Linked DNA regions of Mus musculus: region 2 is linked to region 1. A link is a contact called in ENCODE Hi-C or POLR2A ChIA-PET data. All regions are on one chromosome and are shown on one strand. The core of a region is the stretch at or near the end of the contact, and the rest is flanking DNA. Distances in the headings are between cores, read along the strand shown.

Region 1 (6,973 bases), core at 2,275-4,774:
TCTTCCTCACTCCCAGCCAGCCTGCCGTTAAAAAGTGAAAGCTTCAGACTGAGAAGAACCCGAGAAGGACTGGGCCTTCCTCTTTAGATGCCTGCATGGTTAACAGACCCCAGTTCTGTGCCAGGGGTCATGGGATGCCTGGTGTGGTGTAGAGGAGGCTGCATACCCTCACACGTAGGTATCAGGGAGCTAAGAGACTTCTGTCTGTAGCCGAGAGAAAAAGGGAGGCTGGACCAGAGGAGGCCTCAGCTGAGCCAGTGTCTGGCCATGTCTTTGTGAGGGTGGTGGTCAGACCCACCCACTGAGCCCCCCCCCCCCCCCCCCCCGGCAGCAGAGCCCCTCACCCTACACCGACATTGTCTGAGATCAGGAGAGAGCACATCCCGAGTGCCATTTTATCGCTAGAAGTTTGTCGATTCAGCTCATTACACTTAATTAGAATTATTTAATTAGAATCTTAATAAAAGAGTAAAGCAGGAAGGAGGCTGGGAGCGGAGGTGAGGAGATCCGTGCTGGGCCTGCGAAGCAGCAGACGCAGCTGGGGAAGTGCGGGTGCAGGGGCTGTGAGGGATGGGGGAAACCTGCTTGCACAGAGCATCTGTAGCAGGTAGGGCCACTGCAGCTCAGGAGCTGTCAGTGGAGGGCGGAGGGGGTGGTCTGGACTGGGCCTCATCTCTTCTTTACCAGATGCCAAGCCCTGGGCTAGGGGAGTGGGCATGTGGTATGGGGCCCCATTTCCGGTCCCTGAGGGACACAGTTCACAGACGAGAAGAGACGCTTACAGAGAGAACAAACTAGAAGTCAGATGTTTTTACAGATGGTGTGGGAGACAGAGCCATTGCCGCCCAGAGGTGAGATACCTGCTCTGGCTGGGGTTCACATAGGGATAACTACACAGAGACCCGAGCGCTGAGTTGTAGGTAGACAAGAGGGGGGTTTGGGGGAAGTGTAGGGAAGGGTGATGGAAAATGAAGCGTTGCTTCAAAGGGGGGTGCAGAACACAGTAGAGGACTTTGTCACCCTTGGAGCCTCTTTTTCCTCATCTATGGGAGATGGTAGCAATGGAACCCACCTCACACGGCTCTTGCATGGAGAAGCTGAGCTGATGCCTGCATAGCACGTAGGCCAGAGCTGGGCAGTGGCCAGGAGCATGAGCTACGACATTCGTGTGGCGATGTCTCTTTAAGTGGTCAGTTACACCGGTCTAAAGCACAGAGTTACCAGCCTGGAAGTCTGAAGCTCGGAGATACTGGGAGAGGTTGTAGGTGTGTGGGAGCCACCCCAGCAGGTGTGGCAGCGTGGCTGCTGGCTGTCCCCTTTAGCTCATCTTCTTCGCTTATTCCTCCAAGAGGCTTTTGTGGTTCACCACCTTTGGCTTCTCAGGGGAAACAGTCTACAGCATGGCTTCAGGGATGATCCCAGAGACCAAGCCAACAAAGCTATAGAGGAAGACCTGGTTGCATGGTTAGCAGAATCTCCCGCCCCTCGCCTGGACAGTGGTGGATGGTCCGTGCTTCTCATCAGGAAGCCAGTTCTAACAAGAAACCAGAGCCGCACCACATCACCTCTCGACCCTGCGGAGTAGCATTCACTGATATGCCTGGTAACAATATGCTCGCCGGAGTTTATGTCAAGCTATAGAGAAGAGGACATCCTCCCAAATGGTGTAGGGTGCAGGCAGTCAATTGTTCTAAAACAGGGAGAGTTGGCTCCAGGGCCACTTGCTTGAAACCATCCTAGCTGGAAATCAGCAGAAATGAGAGAAAACTCCTAGCAGACTTGTGGGGCACCAGAAGCCCAGCTCCCTCCCTCCGGGTCTCACAGTTTCTGTTACTCGCAGCCAAATGTACCCCATACAGCACAAGGCCATAAAATAAGAGAAAGAGCCGAGGCTGCCCCGGGGCTGTGTGCATGTGTACAGCCGGCAGAAGAGGGAGAAGCTCTGAGCACAGCTGCCTCTGGAATTTGTCCCCGGAGAGGGATCTAACTCTACATTGGGCTTTCCACAAACCGCTCCAGTGGCAGAAAAAGGCAAGAGAATTTTTAGCCTGGTTATATAAAGTGTTTCTTGGCCCCAGGCACAGACTGGAGCTAGGATTTGAGGATTTGAACTAACTCACTCTCTCTCTCTCTTCTCTCTCTCTCTTCTCTCTTCTCTCTCTCTCTTCTCTCTCACTGTCTCCTCTCTCACTCTCTTCTCTCCCTTCTCTGTTCTCCACCCTCTACTCCTGCAGCACCCCCCCTCCCCCTTTGTCACAGAAGCAGAATCTGCCTTCAAACACCTCCTGTCCCCATGGGCTGTATGGACTGGGCCCTGCCCTCAGGCCTCTGACCTTGATGGTGGTTTTTCCCTTCCAGATGGCCACAGGCCACCATTTAATTAATGGAGTAAATGTAATTTAATTAGCTGTTTCAACACTCACTCCACACTTCGGGCCATTAGATCCACATTCCCTTGGATGTGCTGTGGGGCTTTCTCCGCCCTCTGACCTGACTAGACCAGACAGATCTTTGATTCTTCCATCTCCTCAACTTCCAAAGTCAACTTTTTTAGTGGAAAACAAAAGGAAATTACTGAAGAGACACCAAGTTGCTCATGGGATCTACGGGAAAAGCTGGCTCAGGGGAAGGTGGAGTTGAGGACAGGTTGTGGCTCCTGGCGTGGACAATGTGCCTTATGGGAAACCGTGGCCGTAAGGGATAGGGGTGCTCGCTGGGCAGCCCGGCACTGCTACTGCTCACCAACAAGTCGTTTCAGCTGTGCCCTGTGTGACACTTGTGTGTCCCTGACATGAAGGAGGTGCCTGAGAAACTGAGGTAGGGACAGGTGTGCTTCCACAGCTGGCCAGCTGGGACCAATGTCAGGTTCCCACTTAAGACAGACCTGCCTTCCTGCTCACCAGCTAAGAAAGGGGACTGAATAGTAAGAGTTAGAAACCCAGCAAACCGGGTGTTATCATTTCCACAGAGGTGGTCTCTGCTTAAATTCCAAGAGCTGAGCCTGGCAGTGGTGGCACACACCTTTAATCCCAGCACTTGGGAGGCAGAGGCAGGCAGATTTCTGAGTTCAAGGCCAGCCTGGTCTACAGAGGGAGTCCCAGGAGAGCCAGGGCTACACAGAGAAACCCTGTCTCGAAAATACAAAACAAAACAAAATTCCAAGAGCTGTTACTGGCTTCCCCACTGTGGTAGATCAGAGAAGGGCTCTGTGTTTTTGTCTGTTATTATCTCCAGGCTTGGTGGGCATGGTGACAACAGGACAATGTTGTAACCGTGAGTCCTTGCAAGCCAGGCTTCTGGAGCCTTACCAACTTCAGGGCCCGGCAGAGGCAGGCTGAGCCTGCCCGGTATCAAGCACTGTGGGCCTGCTTGGCATGGGTTTCAGCGCAAGAGGGGACCCCTATGGAGACAGTGGAAGCCACAGCAGGCCAGTTTCTCACTAGAAGCACGGGTGTGGCAGGAATATGTGTTTCCTGTTGCCTCAGGGTGTGGTGGTAGTGTGAGGATGCTGGCTACCGCCCACAATTGAGGTACTGGAGCCCACTGCGGTAAACTTGGGGCCGCTGTGCGCACTCAACCCACATCTGGGCATGCTCACAGAGCCTCCTGATGGTGGCAAAGGTCTCCTCCATCAGACTGTCAGTCCCTGAACCTGAGGCCATCTCCCCTCTCACTAGAGGCTCCTAAGGGTTAAGGGAAGCTTCCTCTTACATAGCCAGAGCTTCTGTGTACAAAGGTCTCCCACTGGCTACTGAGGATTCTGAGCACTCCTTCCTCCCGGTTAGAGGGTAGGGAAGCCATGGGGCGCACACTAGGTTCAGACATGAAGGGTGGGGCCGGCAGAACTGGGAGGAACCGGTTTATCCTGAAGGAGGTTGAGCGAGGAGTTAGGACTTGCTGAGGTAATCCTCCAGGGGGGCCATCCCCTCCACCGGAGGATGAGGTGTGACCAAAGGAATGTAGTGCCTAGGGGTAGCCCTGCTGGCCCAGGCTCAGCCCCAGGAAACGGTTGCCAGGCCCGCCCCTTGGAGGCTCCAGCCCCGCCCCTTGGAGGCTCCAGCCCCGCCCCTTGGAGGCTCCAGCCCCGCCCCTTGGAGGCTCCAGCGTTGTTCTACTTGGAGGTTTTGAGTACTTGGCCCCTGCTCCTGGTTATTGTCTCATCCTACAGAGGCTGACAGATGTGCACAGCTGGATGGGGGCGCTCAGCAAAATCCAGATGCCTCACCACAGGCCTGAGCCATAGAGCTGGGCTCTGGGTGCTAGTCCCAGCACCATCAACCTCCATGGGTCTTAGTTTCCCTATCTGTCCAGAGGGAGGGTGCCTTCATTCTTCCCTCAGACACTAACTGGGGTTTCCTTGGTCTTCTGGCCTTATTATTTGGGGTGCATGGTTTGATTTTGTATACTTCTCCTCTCTAATTTACATTAAAAAACCAATTGTTTTATTTTCATTTGTGTGTACGTATTTGTGTGTGCGCATGCATGTGCATGCCATGCGAGTGTGGGTACCTGCAAAGTCTGGAAGAGGGCATCAGATCCGCTGGGGTGGGAGTTCCTTGAATCCCGTGACATGGATGCTGGGAACTGAACCAGGGTCCTCTGGAAGAGAAGCAAACACTTAGCCAGGGAGCCACTGCTCTGCAGCTCCATGCCAGTCTCTTCAGAGGCTGAGCTCACAAGCCTGGCTAGGAAAATGAGCTTCAGTTTCACGCTCACTGACGTTTCCGCCCGCTCTGCTGGTCTTTAAGCTGCAGCTGCACTTTTTTGGATTAAGTTATTGGGTTCCATTGTCTACCACTCCTCTGCACCCAAATCCCTTCGAACCCCCAACACTCGGTAGGAGAGAAAGAGGGTGACAGGGGAAAGGGACACAGGTCTTTTTAGATTACTTCCTGATGACTAGGGATATCGAATTCTTTGGGGCAAATCGAGTCTTCTTCATCAGACTATCCAGCAACCCAACAATAACAAAAGTGGTAGGGATCACAACAGCAGAGACCAGCAGCTGTCCCAGGCTCTCGACTTTATACCCTCTTAAGAGTCCCCAGAATGCCAAATGCAAATTATCTGCAGCTGGCAAAAATCACGTCCCTTCTAGAACATGAGATAAATCATTGCGGCTGTGGACAATCTGAAGCAGCCCCATGCCCCAACCCCTGGACCAGAACAAAACATAATCACATAGCATAACTGGGTTTTTATAAGGAAACCAAAATCCTCACTACATTAAGGAGACACACATTTCTAGCCTATACCGTCTCTGTTCCTTTAACAGCTTACTTTAGTCTTCTTGCAAGGCAGGTTTACCGGCAGTAAATTCCACTATTTTTATCTTTTGCAGAAATCCTTATTTCTTCACTTTGTGCATATGCCTGTGTGATGTGTGTGCATGGTGCACACATTTGTGTGTGTGAGTGTGGCTGCACACCTGACGTGATGTGAGAGTGGAGGTCAGAGGTCAGTCTTCCTCCTACCTTGTTTGAAACTGGGATTCTTTTTGTCCTTTAGCACTGTGTAGCCCAGGCTAGCTGGTCTGCAAACTCTGGGGCTTTCTCCTCTCACCATAGGGGTGCCAGGGTCCCAGAGGTGCACTTCTGTGCATGGCATTACATCGGTTCTGAGGATTCAGACTTGGGACTTCAGTTTACCCATCATGCATCTCTCTCTTCAGCCCATCTTTCATATTTAAGGGCAAGTTCATGAGGTGCAGACTTCTTGGTTGGTGGGGCCTTTTCTTTGATCACATTAAAAATTCACACAAATGTGAATGCTTGAGACAACCTTGAGACAGGGTTTCTCTGTGTAGCCCTGGCTGTCCTGAAACTCACTCTGTAGTCCAGGCTGGCTTCCAACTCAGAGATCTACCTGCCTCTCCAGTGCTGGGATTAAAGGTGTGCCCCTCCCGCACTGCCCCCCCCCCCAGTAGTTTGCACAGGTTTTCTTTGGCCACTTCAGGGATGGTTTCCTTCATCTTTGGTTTGCTGTAGTTTGAAATCAATGTGACAGAGGTTGTCTGCTGTTTGGCTTGGCATTCCTTCATCTTTTCTCCAGGTTTGGCCTCTCACATTACTGTGGGAGAAAGTCACAATGATGACATCAAGTATTGTTTCTGGTCCGTTCTCTTGATCTTTGTCTCCTGGTATCCCCTTCACATGTGTGATACCTACTGCATTCACCCCACCACAGACACTAGAAACTCCCATAGCATCCTCCGTCTGTGTCACTCACTTCAGCAGCTAAACACTATCCTGCTTTCTGTGTGCTCCTCTGCCCTGGGCCTGTGATGGAAATGCAACCATATTCTCTGTGGTAACTCTCCCACTTAATGTAATGCCTCCCAGGATCAGTGTGGATGTCTCCCCCCTTCATCCTCCTCTCTCTGGTTTAGCCAGGACCCCTGCTGTGGCAAGGGTCAGCATGACAGCTCATTGCAGAACATGTGTGGAGTCTCTGGTATCCTGGCCCCCACAGTTTACCTATGTTACTCCTTAGCTGCTTCCCCCTCCCCACTCCTACCTGCAGCTACCAGCCTGTGGCTCCTGCTGTTAAGACCCCATGCTTCCCGGGCGGGCGCTGGGAGTCCTCTTAGGTGGGTGTTGGGAGGCTGTATGAGCTCAGCACCTTTCTGTGACCCCTGCTGAGCCTCAGCACATGGTAGGCCCCAGGCTGGCTGTTGTCCTTTGACCACAATGGTTCTCTATTCTCTTCTTACACTTCTCTTTTCTGAGGCTGCCCAAGGGAGGGGACAGCCTCCCATACCAGACAGTATCCCCGGAAAATGTATTTGCTTTTTCTATAAAAATCTATTTTTAGATATATTTACTTTATTTCATGTGTATGACTATTTTTGCTTGCCTATACGTCTCTTCATCATGTGTGTGCCTGGAAACTGGAGTAACGGATGGTTGTGAGCTGCCCTTTTGGTGCTGGGAATCAAACCTGGATCCTCTGCAAGAAGTGCTCTTCAGCCGGG
Region 2 (7,198 bases), core at 3,848-6,347, 33 kb before region 1:
CTTTGTCATTCTTAATTAGCTCAGTGGCTCTGCAGACTGCTATCTCCCAGGGCTATCCACACTGGTCTGGAAGGAGATGGCTGCAGGGTTCACTGGGGACAGCAGGCGGGGTGGGCAGGACTCCTTGGAAGCACCTCTCTAGATCCCCCAGACCCTGACGTTCCTCCAGCGGCAGAGAGCCCCCATCTATGAGATACATCGGAGACTAGAAAAACAGGAAGCATGCCCTTGGCTGGATTCTGGGCACCTCCTGCTGCTCCCTGGCAGCTCCACAGGACCCTGGGAACATGAGGACTTCCAGTCTCCTACTGGAGACCTGCTCAACTGTTGTTGGGAACTGCCCACAGGCTCAGAGTCACTACAAACTTAAGATGGCCACTGGGCTGTTGGCTGGGCACTTTCTTCACGCCAGGCACTGGCTGACCACTCACAATGCATGAACCCCAAAAGCCTCTCAAAGCCCTCAAAGGTGGCCCTGAGCCCATTGTACAGACAGGAAAACTGGGGCATCAATTAGATTGGAAGACACATACATAAATGGAGAATTTGGTTGCAGAGACCAGGCATGTAGAACTCCAAAGTCTGTGCATATGTGTATGTGTGTGCAAGCATGTATAAATGTGTATGTCTACACATGTGTGCATGTGTTAGGGTAAGAAAAGAGGTATAAGTAGCTAAGGTTTGGGTACGGAAGAGGCCACTTAGATCCTGTCGCGTGAGTGAGGAAGCCAGGAAAGTCTGGAACTTTCTAGAAAAGAAAGCATTGTAAGCAGGGAGAGTGGGCCAGATGAGCAGGTTAGCAAGCAGGTTAAAGGTCAGGACTGTGTAAGGACCTGTTCCTTCATGACTGCTGGCTCTCCCATCTTTCAGATTCCCTCAGGGCGGCTGGTCTCCACTAAAGCAGCAGAACTCTGGTAGTCAAGGTGAGGCCACCCTCCCTGCTCAAGACTCAGGCTAATTCCAGTCTCCAGAGCACTCCTTCCCCAAAGCCACAAGAGCCCTCCATTTCATCTCCATCCTCCATGCGGCAAGGAGGGAGGATTTAGTGTGCACACGGGTATTACACAGACAGCTAACACAGACAGGCAGGGCACAATTGGTATACCCCACAATTCCATGAGGTGTGATTCCCCACTTCCTCCATCTCTGTGTGTGGCTTAGAAAGAGCCGACATAGCCGGGCGTGGTGGCGCACGTCTTTAATCCCAGCACTCGGGAGGCAGAGGCAGGGGGATTTCTGAGTTCGAGGCGAGCCTGGTCTACAAAGTGAGTGCCAGGACAGCCAGGGCTACACAGAGAAACCCTGTCTTGAAAAACCAAAAAAAAAAAAAAAAAGAAAGAGCTGACATGTTCCTCACAGATCTGTGAGGTGCATGTCACCTTCAGGATCCAAGGCCAAGTGCGGGTGACTCCCACCTCCTGCCTACCAACCTCAGGTGCTGCCCTCCGTGGGCTCTCCAAGGCAGAGGAGGCCTTTGCAACTCACACCATGTGCCAGAGCTGTCACCAGGACACTCACTTTCCTGCAGGGAGAGTCTGTCTTCTAAAACTGCCTGTTGTAGGATCCCGGGGAGACCTAAATGTCTGACCCGAGGCACCAGTTTGACACTTTTGAGGAAACTGAGGCCCAAGGTATTTAAAGGTTGTTTTTGCTGAAGGTTAAGCTCATGCCAGCCTCTTCCAGACTAACCTGCTCTGTGGCAGAGGAGCAGCAGGAGGAGGCTGACTCAGGGAAGCAAGAACATTAAAGTTCTTATTACATTTTACTTATTCATTTTCCTGGGGGGCAGCGTGTGGGCATAGCGATCAGAGGACAGCTTTGAAAAGTGAACTCCTTTCTTCTACTCTGTGGGTTCTAGGGATTGGCCCAGGCTTTGGCTCCTCAGCCAGGCTCCCTGCTTCTCTCTCAGTCTCTATACAGAGAGGCTAATGGTCCAGCCGGCTTGTCTCCTGCTCTCTCACCGGGGTCCTGGAGAAAACTCAGGAAGAGAAGCCGGGCAGTGGTGGCGCACGCCTTTATTTCCAGCACTTGGGAGGCAGAGGCAGGAGGATTTCTGAGTTCGAGGCCAGCCTGGTCTACAGAGTGAGTTCCAGAACAGCCGGGGCTACACAGAAAAACCTTGTCTCGAAAAACCAAAAAAAAAAAAAAAAAAAACCAAAAAAACTCAGGAGGAGAAAAGAAGAAACCATTTGCCTAAAACCAGAAGCTGCCCACTCCTGCTGGGATCACCTTTTTCCCACGTCATAGATTTTTGTTTTGTTATTACTAAGGGGCTCACAGTCATTGTAGAAGTGTTTGTAAAATTAGATCAGATAAGAGAAAAATTAAAAAACAAACAGGAGGGTCGGGTCGGGTGTGGTGGTGCTTGCCTTTAAACCCAGTACTTAGGAGACAGAGGCAGGTAGATCTCTGATTTCTGAGTTCGAGACCAGCATGGTCTACAGAGTGAGTTCAAGGACAGCCAGAAGTACATAGTGAGACTGTGCCTTAAAGAATATAAATTAAAGCAAAACAACTGCCACCCAAAGAAAACCCCAGAGGTCTGGGGATATAGCTAGTAAGATGCTTGCCCTAATGTGTTCGAGACTCTGCGTTCAATGCCCAGCAACACACATACCTGGCACGAGGGGAAAGTCTCCGTAAATTCTAGCACTTGGAGGCAGAAAGACCAAGGTCATCTTCATTGGGTTACGTAGTGAATCAGAAGTCAGTAGAAAGCTACACACTCCAAACAGAGAAAACAACCTTAAAGCCTTGTCTTGAATACTGAGTGTGGTTTCCCTGCCCCCGTCCCGTAGTTTTAAGCACCCCAGTATTACATGTGGGATGCTAGAGCCCTGGCTGCTGGTCCTAGCCTGCTGTGTGACCTTGGGCAAGCTCTTGCTCCTCTCTGGGCCTTTGCCTCCTCACCTGTGAAATGAGGCTTTGGGCAGAGCGACTCAGTGTTGGGCCCCTTGCAGCCCTGACCGTCTGTCTCTACTTCTCTTTCTGGGCGCAGCAGAAGGGCCCCCAGCAGTCTGCCCCTCCATAGGTGACACATGCCTGACAACTCCCAGCAAGTCACCTCCGGAAGGACACACAAAGCTGCTAAACAGCCTTTGCTGCCCACACACAGTTCCCAGGCAGGTCTGATTACCGGGTCCATATGTCTCCCCCGGCCAGCCAGACACCACCACTGAGCTGCTCCTGGGCTCGTGGCCCTGGTGATTGTTTTCCCTCCAGGCTCAAAAAAAAAAAAAAATACATACATATATATATATGTATATATACATATATATATGTGTCTGCTGGTCTAGGATCTAGCTGACCCCGGACAAGAAAGCTGGGGGTCAGCTGTCACCTCTCTACTCACTTCTGAGCCTTCTGAGGGGATAGATGACTCACCAACCTGGTATGGTAGAAACCTGGAGAGGTCAGGAGAAGGAAAGAGCAGCCCTCCCTGCCTGCTGACAGCCCTCCAACTCCCCTCATACCGTTGTGTCCTTGAGGTCATGGTCTCTGATGCATGGGGGAATCACGGGGGACAGCATTATAATGTTCCAAGTTTAAAGCAATGGGAGCCCATGGGGAGAAATCTAACCCAGAGACAGTGGTCCAGGAGAGCTTCCTGGAGAAGGTGGGTGGATTTTTGAGGGCAGGGGCAGGAGTTATCGCCTCTAACTCCAGTCACACAGGACAGCTCCATGGGAAAGGTCTTCTTGCCTCCTTTACAGCTGAAACTTATAATGGCCAGACCATGCCCCCCACTAGGATTCCCACTGAGGCATCACTCTCTGACTCTTGGGGAACCACAGGTATGTCGTGTCTCCTGCTGTAAAGGAGGCTATGGCTGGCTGTACTGTCCACTCAGGCGGAGCACTTGGAACAGACAGGAGGTTTAGAAAGAGTGGAATGTGAGCCAGGCCTCCTTGGGCAGCTAGAGCACACAGCATGTGTGTCTCCCAGCCAGAAGAGATCTGCTGGCTTCTGAAACTAGCCAGAGGTCACAGCTGCGCTGCTGAAGCCCAGCTTCTGGAAGCCAGGTAGTGAACGCCAGACTCCTTTGGGCACAGTCTGAACCAAGGGTTAGCGGGTTTTTTGGTTTTTTGTTTTGTTTTCTTGGTTTTTTTTTAATAGTTAGAATTCTTTGTTATTTGGGTTTTCTGAGACAAAGTTTCACTCTATACCCCAGGATGCCTTGGAACTTGCAGGAATCCTCCTGCTTCAGCTCCATGAGCGCTATGATTACCGGTCTGAGCCATCGCTCCTGGCTCTAGAGTTAAATTACCAGCTTCCTGGGGCTGGAGCAGGTGCTGCCTTGGAAACAGGCTAGAGCAAGGCTACACACCGAGGGCCTGCCCAGACAGGCCGGTGGGTGCACTACAGATAGGATCACGCTTCATTTGACAGATATCATGACTCAGAGCAGGGAAGGACAGCCTGGGTCACACAGCATGCCTGAGTCTGCGTCTAAGGTTGCAATGTCCCTGAGACTGTGGGGGCAGAGGACAGCTAAGAAAGCTGCTAAGGGCATCTACCAATACACTCCCGATCCTTCCCAGCAAAATTCGCGGCCTTCATTCCCTCGTTCAAAGACTCCCATTGCTTTGGTGCGCCCCTCACTCATATTTATTTAATTATTTACATTTATTTTGTGTATGTAAGCAATGGGGGAGGTGCCACTGTTAGCGCCAGGAGGTCAGAGGACAATTTGCAGGAGTTGATTCTCTTCTTCTACCGTGTTGTCTCCGGGATCATTGTCAAGCTTGGCGGCAAGTGCCTTTATCCACTCGACCCTCTCCTTCCCATCTATCGTTTTTTTCTTTCTCTTATTTTTGAACAAGACCCTTATCGTTCTACCTTTCACTCTTCCCATCGGTGAAACGGTATCCAGGTGCCTTTTAGCTGAGCTATCTAGAAGGCCATGGGATCCCGTAGCTAGAGAACGGGGAAAGGCGCTGGGCTGGGAGCCTTGGTGGGTTCTGAGTTTAGGAACACCGCGCGTGCAGCCTCGGAGCCGGTCCAGGTCCGGGAAGGGCGGGGTTGCGCTCTAGGGGCGTGGCGGTGGGCGTAGCCCCTCCGGCCCCGCCCCTAGACGTCGCGGGGAGGGCGGGGGAGGAGCGCAGCGGGCGCGCGCCGCCTGGCCCGGCGGAAAGTTTTCCTGGAGGAGTTTTGGCGGCGGTAGCGGCGTCAGTGGCGGCGGCGACAACCGGAGCGGGCCATGGACGCGCTCAAGTCGGCGGGGCGCGCGCTAATCCGGAGCCCCAGTCTGGCCAAGCAGAGCTGGGCGGGCGGCCGGCACCGCAGTGAGTGTATGCGCCCCGGGTCGGGCCTCCGCCGAGCTCCGGGCCAAGGTGGACTGGGTGGCTTCGTCCCGCCCCGCGCGGCGGGGCCGGGGGTCATGTCCGGCTGCACGTCTGGGGCAGGTCGACAGGGATCAGGCTTAACTCGGGGTCCCCAGGTGTGGCGCGAAGGGGACGTCTAGAGCCTCTCTACCCACTCCAGCACAACCTACAGGGTCCCCTCTGGACGCTGGAGTTTCGCAGGTCCCTGCCTCGAGGGGCGATCCCAGCCCGGGTGCCATTCAGGGTCCCGCTTCCTCCCCTCTGGACGCGTCCAGGTGGCGAGGCTGGAGCCCAGGCTATTTACAAACCCTGTTTTCCTCCGTACTTTTCCTTGGGGGCTGGTCCGAGTCCCTGGGCACCTAGGCAAAAGGCAGACTCAGACTCGCTGCCATTTCTCCCGGGAGTCTGGAAGGGTGGAGAGGAGCCTCCCCCAGCCACCTCTCGGGTTACTTTCGGAGAGCCGTCACCTGGCACCCTCCCCCGAGGCCTGAGAAACCTAGCTTAGGTCCCTCCTCCCTTTTCATTCGCGTGGGATGATCACCCAGGCCTTCCCTTTCTGATGTGAAGCCAAAGTACCCGGGCTCGCGGCACACCCTCACCTGCCACCTACCTGGGGCCCCCCACCTCTCCCACTAACAGTACCCCCTCCCCGCCCCCAGCTTCTCGTCAGCACCTTCCCTTGCCGGGCTCCACCAGGGGAGCCCGAGTTTCCTAGTCCCTGGAGCGCCAGCGTGTCTGGGCCTCGGGAGCCCGCCCTGCCCCTCCTCATTCCCACTGTGGTGTTCCAGTTGTGGGCTCCTCCTAGCCCTGACTGGCATCGGGAACGCGTGCTGGTGCCTACTGGCGGGGGTGGGGTCAGAGGCCCCTTGGGCAGGGCATGTACTGACTTCCACACTTAACTACCAAAATAGCCCTTCAAAAATTCGTGGGATGTGACCAGGGCTTCTGAGTGTGACCTTCTCTTCCAGTGGACGAACCCTGTGGTTTTTCTACTGGGACAAGAGAGAGAAGGGTGGGTGGGGAAGAGGTCTGAAGGGGAGGGAGCCAGGAAGCAGGGGATGAATCTAGGGCATCAGGGTACATTTTGGATGGTGAGAAGTTTCCCTTCCAGCTCCAGCCTTAAGGCCGATCACTTGTTCTTAGTGATTCTGTTTCCTATCCTGGAAAATAGGGATAAAATTCCTGCGGGGCTGGGGATGTGTGTGTTGTGTTTGGTAGGATGCTTGCCTTAGCTTGCAGGAAGCCCGTGGTACTTTAAGTTCTTGGTTCCAGTATCGGCACTAAACAAATCAGGTGTAGCGGTTCGTGTCTGTACTCCCAGAACTAGGGAGTTGGAAGCCTACAAATCAGAAGTTCACAGTCATGAGGTGTCAGATAGTGAGTTTAAATGAGGCTGGTCAGGGATAGGTGTCAGTTAAGATGTTGCTAGTCTATTTTACAGGTTGGTGATGAGGTCTCTTGTTGTCTAGGCTGGCCTAGGACTTGCTGTGTAGACCAGGTGTGCTTTGAGCCTCTGATCCCCCAGTGCTGGGATTAAAGGTGTGCACCGCCATATAGTTATGTCCATGTCCTCTGGATTCAACCTGATTCTTATCAGGTTGGCCAGTTCTGAGATGGGGGCCTCAGCCTGTCTGTACCCTGGAGGGATGCAGCGCTCTCCTCTCTCCCTGCTCCTCCCAAAGCTCTGTGCTCACAATGAGCTCCTCAGAAACCTGGCCTATCTTTGGTTAAGTGTCAAGTTCGCAATATTCCTTTGCCGGGAAGAGTATTGCTTGGTCTGGAACTTTTGTGGGAGTGTCTGTGCTTGTCTTACTTGCCTAGAGGTGGTCTCAGTGAATGCATGCCCCTGCTTCTGTCTCTGGTATTTGACTTCT

Evidence for each region. A loop is a pair of places that touch in the nucleus more often than their neighbours do. ChIA-PET counts read pairs that join two places held with the same protein, here RNA polymerase II (POLR2A).
Region 2: a loop to region 1 is called in a map of heart, with 1.8 times the contacts of the local background. The contact joins the promoter of Ldlrap1 here to the enhancer-like site in region 1. A Hi-C loop is called at or near these places in 1 of 37 maps with a recorded cell type or tissue (heart). POLR2A ChIA-PET finds 5 or more read pairs at or near these places in 3 of 5 experiments (Patski and embryonic stem cell).

The regions. Positions count from the first base shown.
Region 1 is chr4:134,731,327-134,738,299 of GRCm38, reverse strand. No RefSeq gene overlaps it. Among named protein-coding and RNA genes, the nearest start is that of Man1c1, 31 kb to the right of the region's middle. Within about 2 kb of position 3,524, at least 1 of the 3 ENCODE cell types and tissues checked has a DNase peak (open chromatin) inside an H3K27ac peak, as active enhancers do; it is heart, where a contact is called at or near this core.
Region 2 is chr4:134,765,903-134,773,100 of GRCm38, reverse strand. It overlaps Ldlrap1 (low density lipoprotein receptor adaptor protein 1), which reads left to right and starts at 5,097. Exons shown (of 9, transcript NM_145554.2): 1 at 5,097-5,285. The coding sequence starts at 5,201.